Linked DNA regions of Homo sapiens: region 1 is linked to region 2. A link is a contact called in ENCODE Hi-C or POLR2A ChIA-PET data. All regions are on one chromosome and are shown on one strand. Each heading gives the region's core, a stretch centred on a gene start or an enhancer-like site at or near the end of the contact. The rest is flanking DNA. Distances are from core to core; before and after follow the strand shown.

Evidence for each region. A loop is a pair of places that touch in the nucleus more often than their neighbours do. ChIA-PET counts read pairs that join two places held with the same protein, here RNA polymerase II (POLR2A). Pooled maps may share reads with other maps.
Region 1: a map of B cell shows a loop between it and region 2 (35-fold over the local background). The contact joins the promoter of MASTL here to the promoter of MPP7-DT in region 2. A Hi-C loop is called at or near these places in 4 of 168 maps with a recorded cell type or tissue (B cell, CD4-positive, alpha-beta T cell, CD8-positive, alpha-beta T cell and 1 more) and 16 of 50 pooled maps. POLR2A ChIA-PET finds 5 or more read pairs at or near these places in 2 of 52 experiments (CD4-positive, alpha-beta T cell and naive thymus-derived CD8-positive, alpha-beta T cell).

What each region holds. Positions count from the first base shown.
Region 1 is chr10:27,153,485-27,158,354 of GRCh38, forward strand. MASTL (microtubule associated serine/threonine kinase like) reads left to right here and starts at 1,868. Exons shown (of 12, transcript NM_001172303.3): 1 at 1,868-2,128. The coding sequence starts at 1,943. It overlaps YME1L1 (YME1 like 1 ATPase), which reads right to left and starts at 900. Exons shown (of 19, transcript NM_014263.4): 1 at 694-900. The coding sequence starts at 726. RefSeq lists enhancers at 1,630-1,689, 2,310-2,559 and silencers at 1,750-1,959, 1,757-1,955.
Region 2 is chr10:28,301,570-28,306,244 of GRCh38, forward strand. MPP7-DT (MPP7 divergent transcript) reads left to right here and starts at 1,600. Exons shown (of 2, transcript XR_930772.3): 1 at 1,600-2,860; 2 at 3,830-4,675. MPP7 (MAGUK p55 scaffold protein 7) reads right to left here and starts at 1,495. Exons shown (of 17, transcript NM_001318170.2): 1 at 1,292-1,495. RefSeq lists a silencer at 1,042-1,681.

The DNA of each region.
Region 1 (4,870 bases), core at 618-3,117, 1.1 Mb before region 2:
AGAGACTGGAATGAAGCAAGAATAAAACATTGTCACAAGTGATTGCCCAAGAGCGTAATGAAAACCCTTGAAATCATTTTTCTCTTCACTACCTTTTGTTTTACAAAACGATGAGGATGAGGCTGAATCAAAATTTTAACTGCAAACAGTTTACGACTCGGAAATACACATTTTAGTTACTTCTGGTCAAAATGAGAAAAAAACTTGCATGGCTGGCCATCCGAAATATTATACCATGTTTGGGTTAAATTTAAATTCCATTTAAAAGGAAATAAAGAGCAGGGGATAGGGGCTGTGAACACTAAAGCCACTGGAAAGTCGGAAAAAAGGGAACATTACCTGCTCCCTTTAATGTATGGTACAGACATTTTCCCACCCCAGAACGCCGGACACTGAACAATGCCGGACGGATTCTCTAGCAGAAATTCCACGCAATCAGTTCGATAAGCCAGGGTCTCTCTCTATCACTGAGCTCACATCCCGCCTCTGCCCTCAACAGCTTCATCGTCAGCACTGAAGTCTCCGGCCCACTCTCAGCGTCGTCCCCTGATCCACTCCTCAATCCTGGGATTCGCATTGAGTACATCACTTCATTTCTAGAGTCCCTTCTGAGAAATCGCTTCCACGAGCGCAATTTGCAAACAGCCACGGGCAGGGCGGGAGGAAAAAAAATGGGCTGAATGCCTGGCTTACCTGGGGTTGCACCGTGCTCGACAAGGAAAACATCTCCGGCGGGCCCTCAGCGACCTCACCCGCCTGCCGAAACTGTGCCCCTCTGTCCACGGCCCGGCGGGGAGGCGCTGAGCCCTTCTTTTTTCCTTTTTCTCCGACCCGTTGCCCCTCACTCCTCCCAGAAACGGAAAATGGCCTCCCCTTCCTACAGCTACTGCAACGACAGACAATCCGCCCCGGAAGGCGAGGCGCTAACTCAACAGTACTTCCGGGGCAAGTGAGCGCCCACAAGGCCAAGTGCCTGCGCGTTCTTTCCCGCGGAAGTAGTTGACATTTACAAGGAGCAGCGCCCCCAAAGGTCTTTAGCTGTTTTTTAAGGGGAGAACAGCCTTTACCCTCTTTGGACTTTTTCTTCGTTTTTTTTTTTTTTGGAGACGGAGTTTCGTTCTTTCGCCCAGGCTGGCGTACAGTGGCGCGATCTCGGCTCACTGCAACCTCTGCTCCCCGGGTTCAAGCGATTCTCCTGCCTCAGCCTCCCGAGTAGCTGGGATTACAGGTGCCCGCCACCACGCCCGGCTGATTTCCTCTTAAGACTTTCTACAGCTTCCTTATGAAATCTTCTGACTGGGCCTTGAGCAATAAGGTCTTTTGCTACAATTTAGTGCTCTTTTCCTCACACTAAATCGAAAACTCTCCCTGTTGGTCCTGATCTGTTTCAGTCAGGCAAATTACATCCTGGGAAAACGTCAGATGACAGGGGAGGCCACTCGCTTCCTGCTCATCCAGTTTCGACACTTTCTGTGCTTTCATTAGCTTCCAGACCTCAGCCCTGGCCCTCGCTTTACTGTACAGTCAGAACTGGTTTCTACGCCTCGCGAGGGTGGGAGGTCGTGTATGGGAGGAGGACCGCTTCCCACCAGCCTCGTTGGGAAGCCAGGAGAAATCTCTTCAAATCCTGCGATTCAGAGTCAAGTCCCAGTCGTCCTTTTTCTGGTCGGCCCAGAACTGTTTGTGCCTCCTCCCTCATGAGGAATGATGTCAGTGGGGCCGCGGTCGCCGCCCACGAAGAGTGTAAGGCTGCGAAGTCGGGGCTTTCCCGACGCCCCCTCCGTCCGCGTCTGCGTAGGGGAGGTGACGAGGGCGGGGCGCGGCGGCGGGGTGACGTCACGGCCGCGCGCGGCGTGGGCGGAGCCTCACTTTGAACCCAGTTGGCGGGAGTGGCTGCTCGCGGAGGGGCAGTGTCTGCGGGGCCGCTGTATGCTGTCCAGCGATGGATCCCACCGCGGGAAGCAAGAAGGAGCCTGGAGGAGGCGCGGCGACTGAGGAGGGCGTGAATAGGATCGCAGTGCCAAAACCGCCCTCCATTGAGGAATTCAGCATAGTGAAGCCCATTAGCCGGGGCGCCTTCGGGAAAGTGTATCTGGGGCAGAAAGGCGGCAAATTGTATGCAGTAAAGGTAGGAAGTCAACGAGTAGCAAGGAAGGGGTTAGGCCCTTCGGCCCTCCTTCCTGCCCCACCGGCTTGGGCAGGCCCCGGGGTTGCTGGAGCGAGGAGTCTGGGTGGCCTGGCTTGCTGAAGCCTCCAGAGCCCTGCGAGCTGACTTCTTTTTGGGGCGACATCAGCGGTCGGGTCGGGTGTCTCGCCTCTGTTCCGCCCTTCCCTCCATATCTCAGATGCCCAGTGAGAACAGCAAAGTTTGACTCTCTTCTCCCTGCCCAGCGTTAGCAAATGAGGAAACTGAGGCCAAAGGCAAAGGGACTTGACCGAGGTGATTACATCGGTCTTAGTACAACAGGCACTTAAAGCCAAAGCCGTGATTCGTAGTCTCACCCTGGCTTGAGTTAGGTTTCTTTTTTATTTTTTTTTGAGGCGGAGTCTTGCTCTGTTTCCCAGGCTGGAGTGCAGTGGCGCAATCTCGACTCACTGCAAGCTCCGCCCCCCGGGTTCACGCCATTCCCCTGCCTCGGCCTCCCGACGAGCTGGGACTACAAGCGCCCGTCACCACGCCCGGCTGATTTTTTGTATTTTTAGTAGAGACGGGGTTTCTTTAGTAGAGACGGGGTTTCACCGTGTTAGCCAGGATGGTCTCGATTCCCTGACCTCGTATTCCGCCCGCCTCGGCCTCCCAAAGTGCTGGGATTACTGGCGTGAGCCACCGCGCCCGGCGAGTTAGGTTTCTAAATCCAAAAGGTTTTTAGTAATTAGTGGTTTTGTTTACCTTGTTTGCTTTGACGTGCAGAATCGTCGAAATTTTTCTACCACAGAAGAGTGATTAATCTGTAGGCACTGATAACTTTTTAAGTTTTATTCTTAACCAGAAGAAAGATTACTATTTTCTGAGAAGTCTTTAATAATTTTTTTTTAAGACAGTCTTTCTCTGTCGCCCAGGCTGGAGTGCTGTGGTGCAGTCTCGGCTCCCTGCAGCCTCTGCCTCCTGGGTTCAAGCGATTCTCCTGTCTCAGCCTCCCGAGTAGCTGGGATTACAGGCGCGCGCCACCATGCCTGGCTGATTTGTGTAGTTTTTTTTTTAGCCGAGATTGAATTTAGCCAGGTTGTTTTGGTTATGTTGGCCAGGCTGGTCTGGAGCTCCTGACCTCAGGTGACCCGCCCACATCGGCCTCCCAGAGTGCTGGGATTACAGGTGTGAGCCACCGCGCCCTGCCCTGCTATGAATTTTTTTTTTTTTTTTTTTGAGATAGAGTTTCACAGTGACGTGATCTCAGCTCACTGCAACCTCCACTTCCCGGGTTCAAGCGAGTCTCCTGCCTCAGCCTCCCGAGTAGTTGGGATTCCCGCCACCACACCGGGCTAATTTTTTGTATTTTTAGTAGAGACGGGGTTTCACCATTTTGGGCAGGCTGGTCTCAAACTCCTGAGCTCAGGTGATCTGCCCGCCTCAGCCTCCCAAAGTGCTGGGATTACAGGGGTGAGCCACCGTGCCTGGCCTTATGCTGGTTCCTTTTTAAGTGCTTTTCTTCTACCCTTTTGTGCTCTTCTCCACCTGTCTTATTCATGTATTAAGATTCATCTTAGCTCCCCTTCACACCTTCCCTAATCTTTCAGAATTGGAAGATCTGATTGAATTGGTTACTTTATATGTTCCTGAGATTTTTACTTTTCCTTCTACAGTACTTAGTCATGATCAGTTGAAATGAAAACACCAATCCATGTGTTCAGTCAGTATTTGCTTAGCACCCACCCTCTTTGTGTCTACGAACTGGACAACAATGGGGAACAAAACACACATGCCCTCATAGCCAGTGGAATGATAGGAAAAATCATGTTACCAGCTTGCTTTGTCAGTTTCCCTCAGTTTTCTTAAAGAAAGGAGTTAAGGCAGGAATTTATCATGTACTAATGATTTTATTAAGTACTCGAATAAATCTTTGAAAGAAATATGCCTTTTTTTCTTATAGCAGTCCTGAGAATTGATCCCAGTGTTACTGACTATTCAGTTTAGTGCTCCAACTTTATTTTTATTTATTTATTTATGTATTTTTAATTTTTCTTAGTGCTCCAACTTTAATAGTTCTGTTTCTGTACAGATTACCTTGAAACTTGAAAAGAGTAATTAGTTTTCTGTAAGACAGCATTTGGGACTGTTAAATTTCAGTAGTTCTAATCATTCCAACTTAAGATTTTTTTTTTCTAGGCAAACTTCCGACATTCTTCCTCTTTCTGATTCTATCCCCATCTATCAAAAAATCAGAAGTTAAAAAAAAAAATTAAGTAGTTACTCCACGCCCAGGTGCTAGTTATCTGTGGGCTTATGAGGAATGTAACTGTCTTTTGACTTCGTTATCAGAACAGTGGAACAGAATTTTTTTTCTATTAATATGCAGGGCAGTCTGGGAATATTTAATTTTTTTTCCTTCTTGAAAGAGATTATGATACTTCTGCCATTTAATACCAAGATAAGCAATTCTATCTTGAAGATTTTTTTAAACCGTCTTAACTATTTTTTGTACGTGCTTTCCTGATAGCAGTGTAAGGTCCACATGACATCTATATGTGTTCTCTCTGTTAGCGTTTTCATGATGGCAACTTTGAAACCTGAGATCACTCTGTAATTTAAAAACAAGGCAGGGAGCTGTGGCTTCCACGTGTAATCCCAGCACTTTGACAGGGGTATTGCTTGAGGCTCATTTTGGGCCAGCCTGGGCAACGTAGTGAGACCTTGTCTCTACAACAAAATTAA
Region 2 (4,675 bases), core at 350-2,849:
GAATCTTACCCAGATTTTGGATTAAATCCATTATAGGTATAAAATAAAGTAGGAGTAAAGTGGGGCAGGATTCCTTTCATTTCTAGGGCTTTCAGTTGACATACCTGTAAAATGGACATGCTATGCACAGCCTGCCTCAGAAGAGTAGGAGGATGGCATACTATATAATTGATAGAGTGCTATGAGCTTCACGATTAAATGGAAATACTGTTTTTATAGAACCAGAGTGAACCTGAGCATAGAAAACTCTCCAAGGGCCATCGCTGTGACATTACCGCTAAAACTCAGTGACCTTCATCAATTCACTTGTAAACAAGCAATATATTGAGCAAGTCAAAGGAAAGGCAGCAACAATTCAAGATACTTCTTTATAAGTAAATCAAATTACGTAATTAATAGCCCAGGATTTACCTGCAAACTATTACTGCCTGACTAGCAGGTGCATCCCCAAAGCCTCGAGTACAGAGACTGTTTTTAGAGAGCCCCCCCTTTTTTAAATGTGAATATTGCTTTTAAAAATTAGAAAAAGAAAAAAATCACAATTCTACTCCCACCCATGGCACAGTGACAGAAACAAGGTCCCACCCCCACAATCCTTTCAAACCTGCACAGGCATTCCTCACGAACACTCCTCCCCCTCATTCCTACCTCACCGCTCCCCACTTCAGCCCAGACAAAGCTGAGTTACTCGGCTGGGTCTACCTGTCACTTAAGAAAAAGCCCCCAAATAGATTCACGCTAAATGCTGCTTTTAATTTTTTAAATAGCAAATAAGTAAATAAATAATGCTATCGTGTAGATTACACGGCCAAACGCCTGTTCTCAGAAAACATGTAATTAACACGACCCAAGTGAAGACGCCTTTCTGGCTTAGGGAAAGAAAAAAAAGAAGCCAGCCAGCTTATCGCTCCCTTTCAGTCGGTTCTTTTCCCCGGGGAGCCGGACTCTGACTCAACTCCGCAGTTTTTCCTCCACCTGTCGGTTCTCCCCGCTCTGGGTCTGCCCCGCCGCCGCCCCCGCCCGGAGTCCCGCGCGTCAACAGGGGTCTCCAGGGGTCCTCAGGGTCCCGCCCGAGGCGGCCCCGCCCCTGCCCCGGCCCCGCCCCCACCTCCTCACAAGGTGCCCGCCGCGGGCTCCCAGGCTGAGGCGCCTAGAGGCCGGCAGGAGGCTCCGGAGGACCGCGGCACCGCTCGGCCCGGTCGCCGGCGCAGGGAGCAGCTTCGGGGGCCGACCCCACCGCCCGAGCCTAGCCCTGGGCTCCGACAGGCGCTCCCCAGAGGCGCCCCATTACCTGCTCTGGGCTGCCGCGGTCCGCGGGCAGGAGGCGCACTCGCTCTGGCCCCTGCAGCCCCGGGCCCGGAGGCAAGGAGGCAGCGACCGCCACCGCCGCAGAGGACAATCGGGAGCCAGCGGGCTCGGCACCGCCGCGGCGGGCGCAGAACGCACGAGCCCAGTGGGAGCCCGGCCCCCGCCTCCAGCCCGGCTAGTAACCAACACGGCCCCCACCCTCGGAGGGGCGGGACCGCGGTTGGAGGGGCGGGGCGGGGCTGCACCGCCCGCGGGTAAGAGGGGCCTGCTGATAGGCTGCGAAGGCGATAGGCGTCTCAGACTTGAAGACGCCTCTCCAGCAGAACTCCCTCATTGGTCGGCAAGAGAAAACAAAGCTGGGCTCTGATTGGTGACAGCTCTGTAGCTCCTCCTCATACCCGCAGTCCCCGCAAGTTCCACCCCTGCCCGCCCGGTTCGCTCGCCCTTGGTTCCCACTCCCAGGTGGCTGCAGACTGGAGTGTGTTTCATGGACGAGCAACCTCCCTGAGGAGAACCCCGGATACGCAGGTTCATTCGCCAGATGCGAGTTTTCTTAAGCCGCTGCGATTCTCTGATTTCAGTATGAACTTGGTGAATAACGTAATCTTTAACTTCCTTTGGATTCAGACAAGTCTCCTAGGTTTAAAAATGCTGCATAAGATTGAGAGGGATATTGTTATGCACGAAAAAAGACATAAGGTGTTTTCACCTTTGGCGACACTGTAGGTGACTTTTTCTTATTACCTTTTTGTGTTCCATATTGAACATGTACTACATGATTAGAAAAAAAAATTCTTAAATAGAAAAATGAGTAGGGTGCGGAGAATGGTAAAGACAAACTTTAAGGAAATCCAGAGAACTGATTCTTTCACAATAGAAGAAAATACAGTAAACATGCTTAATATCTGAGGGCTACCCCGAAAAAACATGAACTGGTATCAGCGCCCTTCAGCTCTCTTAAAGAACTTTACATATGTGACCGAGGTGCCCCCATACTCCTTCCTATCATGTAACCAACACATAATGTGGACAGCACTACACTGCAAACAGAATTACAGGAAGACTCTTATAGGAAGAATTAGAATCCAAAGTACACAATCAATAAAGCTTTAGAAAAAGGGGTAGTAAAAAGCAGAAGACAAAAAAAAATCAGGTAATATAAATTGGAAAGCTCAGCTGATGGAGGGAATCATCAGAAAAAAAATAATGTGACAACACTTCAAGATGTGATAGAGACTTTGAATGGAAAGCTGAAGGGAGAGGAAGGGGATTGAGATAAGGATCAATGACCTGCAGTTAATATGAGCTCTCAGAACACATCCCCCAGAACTGGTGTCAGCCTAGAAGGCAAGAAGCATTTCTCACCTAGGGACCACTCTCACTTAACTCTCTCTAGCTGCCTTAACATTCTGTTTGTTCTTGTCATTCTCGCAAAGTTCTAAAACAGGCTATTTGAAATTAAGCACTTCCCCCCAGCAACTCCGTGAATTACGTAATAGTGAAAAATGGAGATAGACAAAAAGCAAACCTGAGGAAGGAAAGGAATGTTAAGGTAAACATAAACTTAAAGAGAAGTAAGGGCAAAACACCTGATAGAAAGAAGACAAGAAATTCTTTTTTCTCTCTTACTTCCTGAGAATAAAGTAAAGGTCTTTGGAGGACAGAATAACCTTATTGCCTAACAAAAAGAGTTTTTACCAAACCTTTCTAATAATAACTGTAATTCTAAACTGTAGTCTAAAAATACGTGTCCTAAAGTAAGTACTTTGAGCAAATAGTTTTGAGATCTAATATTTTTACATTGTGTAAGGAAAAGAAGAGGAACTTAGCCTAGTATGAACAAACTGTAGGGAATACCCTTCAAAAGTTTCTTCTACAATAACACCTGAAATTCCATCACTAACATTCTTTCACTGGGATTAAATAATGTATGTCTAAGATTATTCTTTTATTCATTTACTCATCAAACGTAATCAATATTAATCATCAAATACTAGATACTGCAATGAACGAGGCTTTCTACTAAGCACTCAGAGTATAGCCTTGAACAAGACAGACTTGCAGCTGTTTTTATCAGAAGATGGACAATGATCCAATAAAAAGATAAACTTCCAGACCGGGATCAGGGCAAAGAAGAAAACAGTGACCAGAGGGATGGGAGACACACTTAATTTTGGGAAAGGAGAAAAATGCTTTAAGGAGAAATGATCTAAGAGAAATGCTCTAAGATTTGAGGCACCACCTAAATAAGAAAACACCAACTTAGCAAAACTCCAGGGCAGATAAAATAGCAAGAACAAAGGACTTGAAGTAGGAAGAAAAGTGATGTATAGCAGGAACAGAGAGAAAGCCAGCATGGGTATCATGGTGCATAAGGAGAGTGCTACTAGACAGGTTGGAGAAGGAGGTGAGGACCTCGTAGGCAATGGTAACTTTGTATTTTGTTACAAGGATTCCTGACGGGCAACATCGAGTTGCTGATAGTGGAGTAAAATCATTATTTTTTTTTTTCCTTTTTCAGAGTCACCAGTAAAATGAGCATTCATTCATTAAGCCAATCATCAGGAATGGATCTAGGAAGAACCTACTGTTTACTAGAAATAGGTTAGATCTGTGGATATAACAATGAATAAGACAAGACTGGTGGATCTATAGAGAAACTATTACTGCACAGGTGATGGGGAAATCAAGAGTACTATGGGGCCAAGGAGACTGTCCTGCAGCAAATGAGGAATAAGCTGAAACATCAGTAGGAGCCATCCCAGAGAAAAGGGACAGGGTTCTAGATCCAGAGAACAACAGAAGAGCATTCAGCGCCTGCAAGGGAGCAGGGGATCTAATGCAAAGCCATTGCATAACCAGTCAACTTTCCCCACATCACAAGATTGCCTAGCCTGGATGGCCCCAGAATGTTGAAACAAATGTCTAATTAGTAACGACATTCTGAATGCTTGGGAGCTGAGCAAAATATGAGGAGAAGCAACCTGATTTTTGTTTCATATTATCATCTCCTTTATTCCAGCAACAAAAGACACTGAAAATAGTAAATGCCCACTTTCAACCATGACAGCCCTTTTAGGATAGTAACGGTGAGCAGTATTAATCCTATTTGACCAGAACTAGGGCAGAATTGAAGCCCCTGGAGTAGAGATCTGTTCTATTAGCCCCAGCCTTTCCGCCTGCTTCTTGGGATGGCTATCTTTACTTTATCAGTTGAGCCTCCAGCATTAGCAGATACCTATAAGGGAAGAGATCCAGCCCTCACTATGGAGGGCCAGAAAGAGAAAGCACCAGACATTAGGAAATGTCAAAGTATCTCAGTACATCCAGCTGATTAGTGACAGATAAGTCAAAATTTGCAGCAACT